2 separate regions of the Homo sapiens genome follow, and region 2 is linked to region 1. The links are chromatin contacts, found by Hi-C or POLR2A ChIA-PET in ENCODE. All regions are on one chromosome and are shown on one strand. Each heading gives the region's core, a stretch centred on a gene start or an enhancer-like site at or near the end of the contact. The rest is flanking DNA. Distances are from core to core; before and after follow the strand shown.

The links. A loop is a pair of places that touch in the nucleus more often than their neighbours do. ChIA-PET counts read pairs that join two places held with the same protein, here RNA polymerase II (POLR2A). Pooled maps may share reads with other maps.
Region 2: a pooled map shows a loop between it and region 1 (1.9-fold over the local background). The contact joins two enhancer-like sites. A Hi-C loop is called at or near these places in 2 of 50 pooled maps. POLR2A ChIA-PET finds 5 or more read pairs at or near these places in 3 of 52 experiments (B cell, WTC11 and activated T-cell).

Annotation. Positions count from the first base shown.
Region 1 is chr2:201,907,332-201,913,455 of GRCh38, reverse strand. No RefSeq gene overlaps it. Among named protein-coding and RNA genes, the nearest start is that of CDK15, 100 kb to the right of the region's middle. Within about 2 kb of position 3,380, at least 3 of the 41 ENCODE cell types and tissues checked have a DNase peak (open chromatin) inside an H3K27ac peak, as active enhancers do.
Region 2 is chr2:202,170,233-202,175,654 of GRCh38, reverse strand. The region is part of intron 15 of KIAA2012; the gene reads right to left. Among named protein-coding and RNA genes, the nearest start is that of KIAA2012-AS1, 56 kb to the right of the region's middle. RefSeq lists enhancers at 2,475-2,684, 3,937-4,755. Within about 2 kb of position 3,002, at least 2 of the 41 ENCODE cell types and tissues checked have a DNase peak (open chromatin) inside an H3K27ac peak, as active enhancers do.

The sequences.
Region 1 (6,124 bases), core at 2,131-4,630:
TCTACTGAGGGAGCACCACTGACAAGACACCACGAGGGCACAGCTGTGTTTACTCCAGGGTCACCTAGCATTATTTATAATAAATGCTTTCTCTTTTGCACTGTGAATATGAAGTATGTTACCACAGGACCAGACGCTGTTAATGGTCCTACATGGCTGTGAGCACACCAGCCAGTCTGAGGTTTTATAGCATCCATCACGGGACACCAGGATCCTTATTAAAGAGGCAGCTTTTACAGTGTTTTCCGAGCACCATATTTTCTGGACCCAACCTGCAGGGAGAGTAGCACTTCAGTGAATGATATTGCTCAGCAGGCCTTTACACAGGGTCTGGGGCTATGAATGCGCGGGAAGAAAATCATCAAATGGTATTTATGATGTGCTCTCCTGTGTTGATGTGGTGCTAGGGGCCATATGAGGAAACTTAGAACCTCTTGGCCCTTTTCCCCCAGGAGCTTCCACTGGGAAAGAGAACACCGAGGAACAAGTAAAAATGATGACAAAATCCACCACATACAACCTGGAGTAAAAATGTAATTAACTTTGATTTACAGTGTGTAGTTCAAACTTTGATCAACTCAACCCTTCTGGGCCACCAGAAGTTTTTTTTTTTTTTCTTCATTTTCAGCCTTGTTTAATATCTTATCAATCTGTCTCAGGCTCCTTTTCCTATTTAGGAATCAGAGTTTACCAAATACAATCTTATCTTTCTTTGAGGACCAAGAATTTTTGTGGTGCCAGGTTGATGTCTGTGAATGCTGACTCTCTTTCTAGGGGTGTGGTCCGTGTGCTCTGTGGAAGACTGAGGATAAAATGGGCTGGCTTTGATGTCAAAACCTGGCTCTGCCACTTCACTAGCTGGGTGGCCTGGGACAAAGCACTCCGCCTGTCTAAGCTTCTGAGCCTTAGTGTCCTCATCTGCAGAGTGGAACTAATTATAGTTACTTTGCTAGGTTAGGAGGAGGCTAGGACTAGAGACAGTGAGTGTAAAGTCCTTCAAATAGTCTCTGTTATGTAGGAAGCACTAAATTAATAATAGCTCTTCTTATGTCATAGCAAGACAAGATGGAATAGGTATTGATCTCAGGACACGCCCATAGAAACATAGATTGCTTGTAGGGAATATCCTAGCGCCTGCCCAGATCCTCTCCTCAGCGCCAACCCATCCGTCCCCCAGCAGCAGTAGGTAGAAATATCAAAGGTGGATGGCTCACAGTATCTTATTGCCTGGGCGTTGCTCCAAGCCACCAGGAACCGCCTCACCCAAGGCTGTTCTGTCTCTCAAACCAGATGATGTGGATACAGAGCTTCAGCCCCTTTGCCTCAGTTTGGGGCTATTTTGAAGGGCCATCCCAGTTCCAGAGCTGCCTGTAGGATTGTAGGATTGCCTAAGGCCTCAGATGCAGTTGCATTGCAGGCCAGTGTCTCAGCCAGATCTAGCTTTTTGCACCAGAGAGAGCTCCCCAATAAACCTGTGGCCCCCAATCCTGTCAGGGTCTGTTTGAAGAGAATTCAATCTAGGATCTTGCTTAAAAGTAAACTGTTGATTTAAGTTTCTCTTGAGATTTGAATATTTCTCTCAAAAGTGATACGCAGAAAATGTGAAGTGAATGTGTCTTCTGGTTATTTAGGCTTCAGCTGATTGTGTTGGATTCCTATTGTTGCGATAACATGTTATCATAAATTCAGTGGCTTAAAATAGCACAAATTTCTTACGATTCTCTAGTTCATAAATCTAAAATGGTACTCACTGGGCTAAAAACAAAGATTTCGGCAGGGCTGTGCTCCATTTTGAAGGCTGTAGGGGCAGTCTGTTTCCTGGTCCCTTCCAGCTTTTTGAGGCTGTCTGCATTCCTTGGCTGATGGCCTTCTTCTCCCATGTTCAAAGCCAGCAACAGCAGGCCCGGTTCTCCATCACATCACTCTTTCTCTTCCGCCTCACTCTTACACTTGTAAACCAAAAATAAAATTCAAAGGCCCTGCCCACAACCATGTGAATGGACTCCCTTCTCAGTCAGGGCACCCTAAAAATCTAACCTGAAGGACCAGTTCAGGCCATGAAGGGAAGCAGGGGTTGGACATACCTCATTAGACCCCTCCAGCATTAACATCAACACAGACCTTAAGTCTGATAAGAAATTTACTTTGCTCTCTAAAGCCTGCTACTTGGAGGCTTTATCTGCATGATAAAACCTAGGTCTCTGCAACCCCTATGGTAACTCAGACATTCTTTTCTACAGATAACAGATCTTTCAACCAATTGCCAGTGAGAATCTGTTTAAATCTACCTGTTACCTGGAAGCCCTCCCCACCTTTGTGTTGTCCTGCCCTTCCAGATGGAGCTAATGTAGATCTCACATGTATTGATTGATGTATTATGTCTCCCTAAAATGTATAAAAGCAAGCTGTACTCCAACCACCTTGAGCACACGTCGTCAGGACCTCCTGAAGTTGTGTCGCAGGTGTATCCTTAACCTTGGCAAAATAAACTCTCTCTTTTTTTTTGAGACAAAGTCTCGCTCCGTTGCCAGGCTGGAGTGCAGTGGCGCAATCTCGGCTCACTGCGACCTCCACCTCCCAGGTTCAAGTGATTCTCCTGCCTCAGCCTCCTGAGTATCTAGGACTACAGGCACATGCCACCACGCCCAGCTAATTTTTGTATTTTTAGTAGAGACGGGGTTTCTCCATGTTGGCCAAGATGGTCTCGATCTCTTGACCTCGTGATCCGCCCGCCTCAGCCTCCCAAAGCACTGGGATTACAGGCGTGAGCCACCGTGCCCGGCTGGCAAAATAAACTTTCTAAATTGATTGAGGCTTGTCTCAGATACTTTTTGGTTTACACACTTTCAGGACCCTGTGATAACATTGGGCCCACCTAGATAATCCAGGATATGTTCTCTATTCTCAGGTCAGCTAATCAGTTACCTAAATTCCATTTGCAACTTTAATTCCCCCTTGCCATGTAACATAGCATGGGTATAGGTTCCTGGGATTAGGATGTGGGGATCTTTGGTTGGGGGGTGGGCAGTGTTCTGCCTACCACACTAATCAAAGTTTTGCTATTTAACTGATAAGACAAATGGGAACCAGACCAAAGTAAGCAAAGATGGACTTACTTGGATAATTACAACATGTATATATTTTGTCATGTGGGATATTTCAGGACTGTGAACATCTGGAGAGCACAGCATGATGGGGGCGGGGGGTGCTTTGGGAGGAAGTGGGAGGCAGCGTAGGCAAAACTGAAAGTGACAAGAACTTTAACCAAAGTTATGTTACTGCAAAAAGTAGAAGAGCTGTGCTGTAAGTAAATCAGCAAGGAAGGGTTTAAGTAGGGTCTAATGTAGTGATGAAGCCCAGCTACAGTGTCTTTGGGCTGGGTTAACTACCCTGACTCATCAAGTGTTGGCGACTGAAAAAGGTTGTGGAAGGATGATCTCGTGTGTATTGATTACCCAATGGCTGGCCACATAAAAATGGACAACTTTTGTTAAAAGGCTGTCTGGGCTCAGATACAGCTGCAGGTTTTTAGCAACTGGAAGGCATTTAAGTTAAGCTCAGGGTAGTTGCAAGAATGGAAGTTGCTGACTTCCTATCAAAAAAGCTGCCTATTCTGATTTGTCTCTTCAGAGCCCCAAATAGTCTCTCTAGCCCTAAGCCAGCAATGGCTTAAGGCTCCACATTGCAGAATGGAGAGGTGGGTTGAGGTGCATGTGTGTGAGCGTCTCTGTTTAGGCAGGGTCCTTTCCCGCAGTGAAACCTTTTGCTCATGTTTACAATTCACTGAATAAAAGTTTAAGAGTCTAGGAACATACAATTCAAAAGGACTTGATGACCTCATCAATTTCTCCTGCCTTAGTAGAGCTGAGTGTCTGGGGCTTCCAGGCAAGTTACTTGTGAATATGTGTAAGGAAATTTAAGGTATGTTTTAAATAAACATACCAGAGCTTATGCATCCCACATGAGGCTCTCCTTCAAAGCAATCTCCCTGGAAGATGAATTACTTATTCCAAAGATGCTGTTAAAAACACTCTGGATCGTTTCTTTTTCGACACTGAAGTGAATGGAGTATCTTGATGAGGACAAATATTTATCCTTTAAAGGTGGATTTGATTTTTAACAGCTAAAATTCATTTAGATCAAAGTCCGGGGAATAAGGTGCATGATCAAGTTAAGTAATACCATTTTAGATTAAAAGATGAGGATGATAAAATTGAGACTCATTTTCTCGTGAGGATTGTGTATGGTTCTGAAGGCCAAAGAGCCTGAACAATGGCAGTATTGATGGGGTAAGCTGGCACTTTTCAAAGAGATTTCTTTAAAAGACAACACGTTTGAAAGCAGCAATTTTTGGAATCTATTTTTTTAAGCCTATTGCCTCAGAGAGACACTGTAGAATAGTGATTAGAAGCATAGGCTCTCAAAGCAGTTCTGGAATCTAAGCTCAGCATCACCATATATAATATCAACTGTGTGACTCCAAGCAAGTCACTTAACTTGTGTAAGCTTCATTTTCTTTTTTCTTTTATTTTCTTTTATTTTTTTTTTTTGAGATGGAATCTCACTCTGTCACCCAGGCTGGAGTGCAGTGGCACTGTCACAGCTCACTGCAACCTCCACCTACCAGGTTCAAGTGATTCTCCTGCCTCAACTTCCAGAGTAGCTAGGACTACAAGCATGTGCCACCATGCCCAGCTAATTTTTGTATTTTTAGTAGAGATGGGGTTTCAACATATTGGCCAGGATGGTCTTGAACTCCTGACCTCAAGTGATCTGCCTGCCTCGGCCTCCCAAACTGCTGGGATTACAGGCGTGAGCCACTGTGCCTGGCGAGCTTCATTTTCTTCATCTGAAAGGGAGGATTATAATATTAACTACTGGCTGGGCATGGTGGCTCACGCCTGTAATCCCAACACTTTGGGATGCTGAGGTGGGCGGATCACCTGAGGTCAGGAGTTCAAGAACAGCCTGGCCAACGTGGTGAAACCCTGTCTCTACTAAAAATACCAAAAAATTAGCTGGGTGTGGTGGCGCACGCCTGTAGTCCCAGCTACTAGGGAGGCTGAGGCATGAGAATCACTTGAACCCGAGAGGCGGAGGTTGTGGTGTGCCGAGATCGCACCACTGCACTGCAGCCTGGGAAACAGAGCAAGACTGTCTCAAAAAAATATATAATAATAATAAAAATAATATTAACTACTTCACAGATGGCTATGAGGAATAAATCAGGTCATATATATGAAAAGCATGAGGTTATGTGTGCAGAACCCCTATTCTACTACCTGACATATAATAAGTGCCCGATAAATTGTGGCTATTGTGTTTCTTCTTTGTCACATTGTGTACACATAAACACACGACTATTCATGCCTAGATGGGAGTAAATCCATAATGTTGATTGTATTTGTGATGTGTATGACAATACTAGTAACTATCATTTATTATACAGTTGTCATGAGTCAAACCCTTTCAAGCCTCATGATAACCCCCTTACAGGCAGGTACTATTGCTGGACCCATTCTTACAGATGAGGAAGTTGAGGCTTAATGAGGTTAAGTAACCTGCCGAAAGGCATTCAGCTACAAAGCTGTGGAGTCAGGATCTGAACCCAGGCACTCTGACACTTTTAACCCTTTCCCACGCAGCAGCTTCTGAAGCCCTGTCAGTCCTCTTCACAGTGACATGAAGACATCACGAGTAGACGTTCAAGTATGGACATTGAAACCTCAGGGGCTGGATTTGAGTTTGAAGCCCAGCTTACTCACTCACCGGTCATGTGGCCCAGGGGACTAATGAAGACATGATTCCAGGACAGCATCTAGTACAGTCTAGTCCTCAGGAAACAGGGACTGAAATTCAACATGGATGAAACCTGAATCAACTGAGTGTTCCATGCTCAGAATGGTTTTGGTCCCCCACCCCCTACCCTTGAGACATATAAGCTCCCCTGGGCGATAGTAGTACAAGTGTTCTGAAAGGCTTTGGTGATAGCCGAAGTATGAAAAAGCAGCCTTACTGATAGTGGAAAATTCTCCTGAAAGTGGGCAAAGTGTTTCTATCAGATTATGGCCAAATTCCAGCTGGGGTGAAGGAGGTGACAGACAAAACCACTTAGTGTTCCTAC
Region 2 (5,422 bases), core at 1,753-4,252, 260 kb before region 1:
TGTCTGGGGACATTCAGTGTCTGGGGAAGTCTCACTTTCTGGTTCATGGAGGGCACCTTCTTTTGTGTCCTCACATGATAAAAGGGGCAAGATAGCTCTCTGGGGCCTCTTTTGTAAAGGCACTAATCTCATTTATGAGGGCTCTGCCCTCATGACTTAATCACCTCCCAGAGGCCCAACCTCCAAATACCTTTACATTGGTGATGAGGTTTCAGCATGTGAATTTTTGGGGGACACAAACATTCAGACCATGACAACTATTTCTGGCTTTTCTATATGAATTTTAATATCAGCTAATCATGTTCTGCCAAAAACCCTGTTGGGGATTTTTAAAATTGAAATTGCACTGAATTTATAGACTGCCAAAAGGAAAAACCAAACCAAACCGGAATCTGATCAAGTTTCTAGACCCAAGTGTTAACTTACAGGACATGTGGAAGACAGAGAAACATGTTAAACTACACTATGAGGACGCAATCAGCAAAGTCTAGATTGAAACTCAACAAGACAAGTGACCCAATTTCCTACAAATACACTAAAAGGGGGAAAAAAAAGAAATGGAAGGGAACTTATAAATTCAATGAGATTTAAAGGTCATATCAACCAATTGTAAACAGTTGGTTTGCAAATTCCAAAACAATTATAATAATTATGGGACAATTTGAACTTTGAAAACTGACTGAATATTCAATTATATTAAAGAATTATTTAAATTTTGGGTGTAATAATGGTATCATGATTATGTTAAAAGTCATTTCTCGGTGCAGCGCACCAGCATGGCACATGTATACATATGTAACTAACCTGCACATTGTGCACATGTACCCTAAAACTTAAAGTATAATAATAATAAAAAAAGTCATTTCTCATCTTTGAGAGATATGTTCTCAAGTATATATGAATAAAATGATATGAGCCTAAAATTTGTTTCAAAATAACATGGGAGAGAGAAAGGAGTTGGAGATACAGGTGAACAACACTGGCCAAGAGATGGGTATATGGGATTCACTGTGCTGCTCTGTTCACTTCTGTGTATGTTTGCAGTTTTCCATAATAACAATTCCTTTTAAATTCTATTTTTAAATTGTGCTTTATGTTTTCAAACACTATTTTTTACACAATTGATTTCTGTGTATTGATCTGTATTTAGTAATCTTGCTGAATTCTTTTGTCTTTTAATGTCTTGTCTGTAGAGTCCCTTGAATTTTCCATATAAGTAATAATATAGTCTGGAAATAATACCAGTGTCATTTTCCTCCTTCCTATCCTTTCATCTTTCCTTTTTTTGGTTTCTTTACCGTTCTGGCTAGCATTGCTAGTACAATGTTGAATAGAATCACTGATAGAGGACATCCTTGTCCTAGTCCTGTCTCTAAAGAGAATGCTTCTTGGCCAGGCGCAGTGCCGCATGCCTGTAATCCCAGCACTTTGGGAGGCCCAGGAGGGTGGATCACCTGGGGTCAGGAGTTCGAGACCAGCCTGACTAACATGGTGAAGCTCCATCTCTACTAAATACAAAAAATTAGCCAGGTGCGGTGGTGAGCAACTGTAATCCCAGCTACTTGGGAGGCTGAGGCAGAAGAATTGCTTGAACCTGGGAGGCAGAGGTTGCAGTGAGCCGAGATCGTGCCGTTGCACTCCAGTCTGGGCGACAAGAGCAAAACTGTGTCTCAAAAAAGAAAAAAAAAGAATGCTTCTCAAGTTCTACCATTCAAGTATTCAAGTGTGATGTTTACTATAGGTTTTTCATGGATACTCTTTGTCAAAATCAAGAAGCCCTCTTCTATTCTTAGTCTGATAAGTTTTAATTGGGAATGGGTGAATTTTATTTTTTTCCTTTTGCATCTATTGAGATGACCCTAAGGCTTTTCCCCACTAACCTCTTAGTGTGGATTATAAATATATTTTCATATGTTAGACCCTCTTTGAATTCTTGTGATAAACCAAATTCAGTTGTGTGTATTGTTAATACTTTTAAAAATATAAGCTTAAGAATTTGATTGGTTAATAGTTTATTTAGGAGTTTTGTATGTTTGATCATAAGTGAGATTGGTCTATAATTTTCCTTTTTTTATTTTATTTTTTGAGATGGAGTTTCGTTCTTGTTGCCCGGGCTGGAGTGCAATGGTGCTATCTTGGCTCACTGCAACCTCTGCCTCCCGGGTTCAAGCGATTCTCCTGCCTCAGCCTCCTGAGTAGCTGGGATTACAGGCACGTGCCACCACGCCCAGCTAATTTTGTATTTTTAGTAGAGACGGGGTTTCTCCATGTTGGTCAGGCTGGTCTCGAAGTCCCAGCCTCAGGTGATCCGCTCGCCTTGGCCTCCCATAGTGCTGGGATTACCGGCGTGAGTGACCAGGCCCGGCCTATAATTTTCCTTTCTTATGTTGTCCTTATCTCTAGTTTTAGCTGCTTTTGGGTTTTGACAAATTTAGGTCTCTTGTTAGAAATGAGCTTTTCTTCCTGGAAGGTGAAGAGAATTTTCAGAATCAAGGGACGACTGCTGTTCTCTGGGACTCTGGGGGACTTCCCGGGGGACTTCCCCAGTCTGGGCTGTGTAGGAGTAAACCAGAAACATTCTTAAGCGTGCACCACTTCCTACTTCCTCCTCTTCCAATATGAAGGAGAACTTTGAAATACTTCCCAGAGGAAAAATAGAGCAGTACCAGAGTTAGGTCATGTAGGTGCTAAGGACTAGCAGAATATTTTGCACCTAGTACTGCAGGCTGCAGATAGCAGGGCCTGGCAGTGTGCTGTGCCATGACTGTGCAGGCATCATACTGGGCAATGTGGGGAGCAAGGAGCCCCAGACCTTTGCATGGTGCCATCTTCCAGGCTGTAGATTCTGGTGAGTGGCACCACCAGGACTCCTGGGCACACACTTCTGGTCTCCCTGTTTTCTCCACAGTGTTAGGAGGAACTTTTCCAGCACTGGCTACTCCTCACTTCTTTGCACAGGTCAGGCAATCATTACACTTGCTCCTTCTGGAGCTGTTTATTCCTGAAGCTGGAAACTGCCCAAGGAAAAGTCTTCAAAACGAAACTGACCTGAACGGAACTGAACTGAACTAGATAACCACTAACACTGGGCAGACTCCAGTTACCCTGGTTTTAATAATTAGTTGTCATGCACGATTCTCTTGACTTGTAGGCCTCAGGTTTCTTCATCCATAATATAAAAGAACTTCTAGATCACCTCCAAGATTCATGCTGGCTTAAAAAACATACTGCCATAATTTCGTGATGTTTCCCTGACTTTTTACTATTTCCTCTCAGAAACACAGGGATGGCATCACAACTCAAAGATTCAAGGAGCATGGAGTCATAGAAACCTGGGTTCATCTCTCAGCTTCTCCACTTACTGGCTGTGTGCCCCTTGGGCAAGTTACCTAACCTCTTTGAGCCTCATTTTCCTCATCTGTGGAATAGAAACAATGCACTTTGCCTCATAAGGTTATAGTGAGGATAAAATAAGCTCAAAGTACATAAAGCACCTAGCATTACGTCTTGCTTCATAGTAAATGCCAAAAATGGCCAGGCGCGGTGGCTCACGCCTGTAATCCCAACAGTTTGGGAGGCCGACGCGGGCGTAAGCCCGCAAACAGCCTGGCGAAAACCCGTCTCTACTAAAAATACAAAAATTAGCAGGGCGTGGTGGCAGGCGCCTGCAATCCCAGCTACTCGAGAGGTTGAGGCGGCTGACTTGCTTGAACCTGGGAGGCGGAGGTTGCAGTGAGCCATCACGCCACTGCACTCAAGCCTGGGCAACAGAGTAAGACTCTGTCTCCAAAAAAAAAAAAAAAAAAAGTAAATGCCAAAAATTACTTCCCTTTTCTCCACCCCTAAGTGGAAAATTGGCCAAAATAAAACAGTATCAATTAAAAAGTCCAATTGTTTGGGTGGCACTCCAGGGGTTTGCCTGCCTCCCTGCCTTCTCCCCAGGGACTATGCGTGCCTGCTTTTCAGATGTTTAGACCTTCTAGCTCTGCCAGTCTCCATCTCGGGATGGAGTCCATAGGAGGCCCCAGCGTTAGAGACATCACAAGCCACCACAGAGAGGAAAAGAAAAGACTAAAGGAGGCGACACACTCGGAGAAGTGACCCTTCGGGGAGAGCCCGCCTGGGGTCTTGAGCTCACCAGCGAGGAGCTCCTTTTGTAAGGCCGGGACGACCTCGCGCAGCAGAGAGGCGCTAGGCAGAAGCCTCTCCGACGCCGCGGGGACCCGGAGCGGCGCTATTGAAGCCATAAACGCGGCAGGCCCCGAGAGAAGCTGCTCCCAGCGCGCCTGCTGCGGGGCCCCTGCCGCCGCGGAGGCGCAGATGCCGCACTGCTGGACCACTTTGGCCTCCCTCCCCGATTGGCCACACCTTTTTATTCCCTTTAAAAAAACTGCTTGAAGAATCTTTTCATTCATATTTCTCTAGTTGGGGTGTGTGTGTGTGTGTGTGCATGTGTGTCTGTGTATATGTGTCTGTGTGTGTGTCTATGTATGAATGTGTGTGTGTATATGTCTGTGTGTGTGTGTGTGTGTGTGTGTGTGTAGTATTTCTTTAAATCTCTATTTCCCCGGACCTTGCTGTTTTCTCCCGTGGGGGGCGAACCCTCTTTTTGATAGCTGTTAACATCCAGCATTAATCTATGCAGACAGCCTGGGGAGGTCAGCCTCACTGTTGCCCAGCTCTGCGAGCAAGGATGTGGTACTTAACCACTCTGTGCCTCAATTGTCTCATCTGACAAATAGGGATACCAAGGCCTGCTTCTTTACAGGATTAGTATAAAAGTTAAATGAGGCACTTTACAGAAAATGCATAGCCTGGTGCCTGGCACACAGGGAGTGTGAACTGCTGCCTTCTCTTGATGTCTTCATCACAAATGGGTGAACGCAGTCTAGGTTCGTAAATGCCTTCCTTCATGTCAGCCATTACCTCCTACAGGAAGCCCTACCTGATTTCTCTCTATCTGGATCAGATTTCTGCCCCGGTCTGGATCAGTTGTCCTTCCTGTATTCTCTTAGAGCACTGATCACACTCCACTCACTGGAGCTGTCTGCACACATATCTGTTTCCTCCACCAAAGCGGGAGCTGCAGTAAGGAGTGTGTTTTATCCAACCATGAAGGCTATGAAACTTAGTAGGGATCAGCAAGTGTATGCTGAGTGAATAATGGAAGCTTCCATTCATGCAGTCGGTGGTTAAAGACTTAAGACGGCCTGAACCTGGAGGCTGAACCATGGAGCTATCTCAGTGGTAGCACCGTGGATTCTGCTTTTCCCCTTAACAGAAACAGTTCCAATGTCATTGAATCACAGAAAGTGAGAAACAGAGATTGGAAGGTCAATTTTGTTATTTTCAGATCAGGAAGTGGAAGCCTCCAGAGGCCCAGAGGTTTATGGAGTCCTCATGCCATGCCAGAGAACCGTGG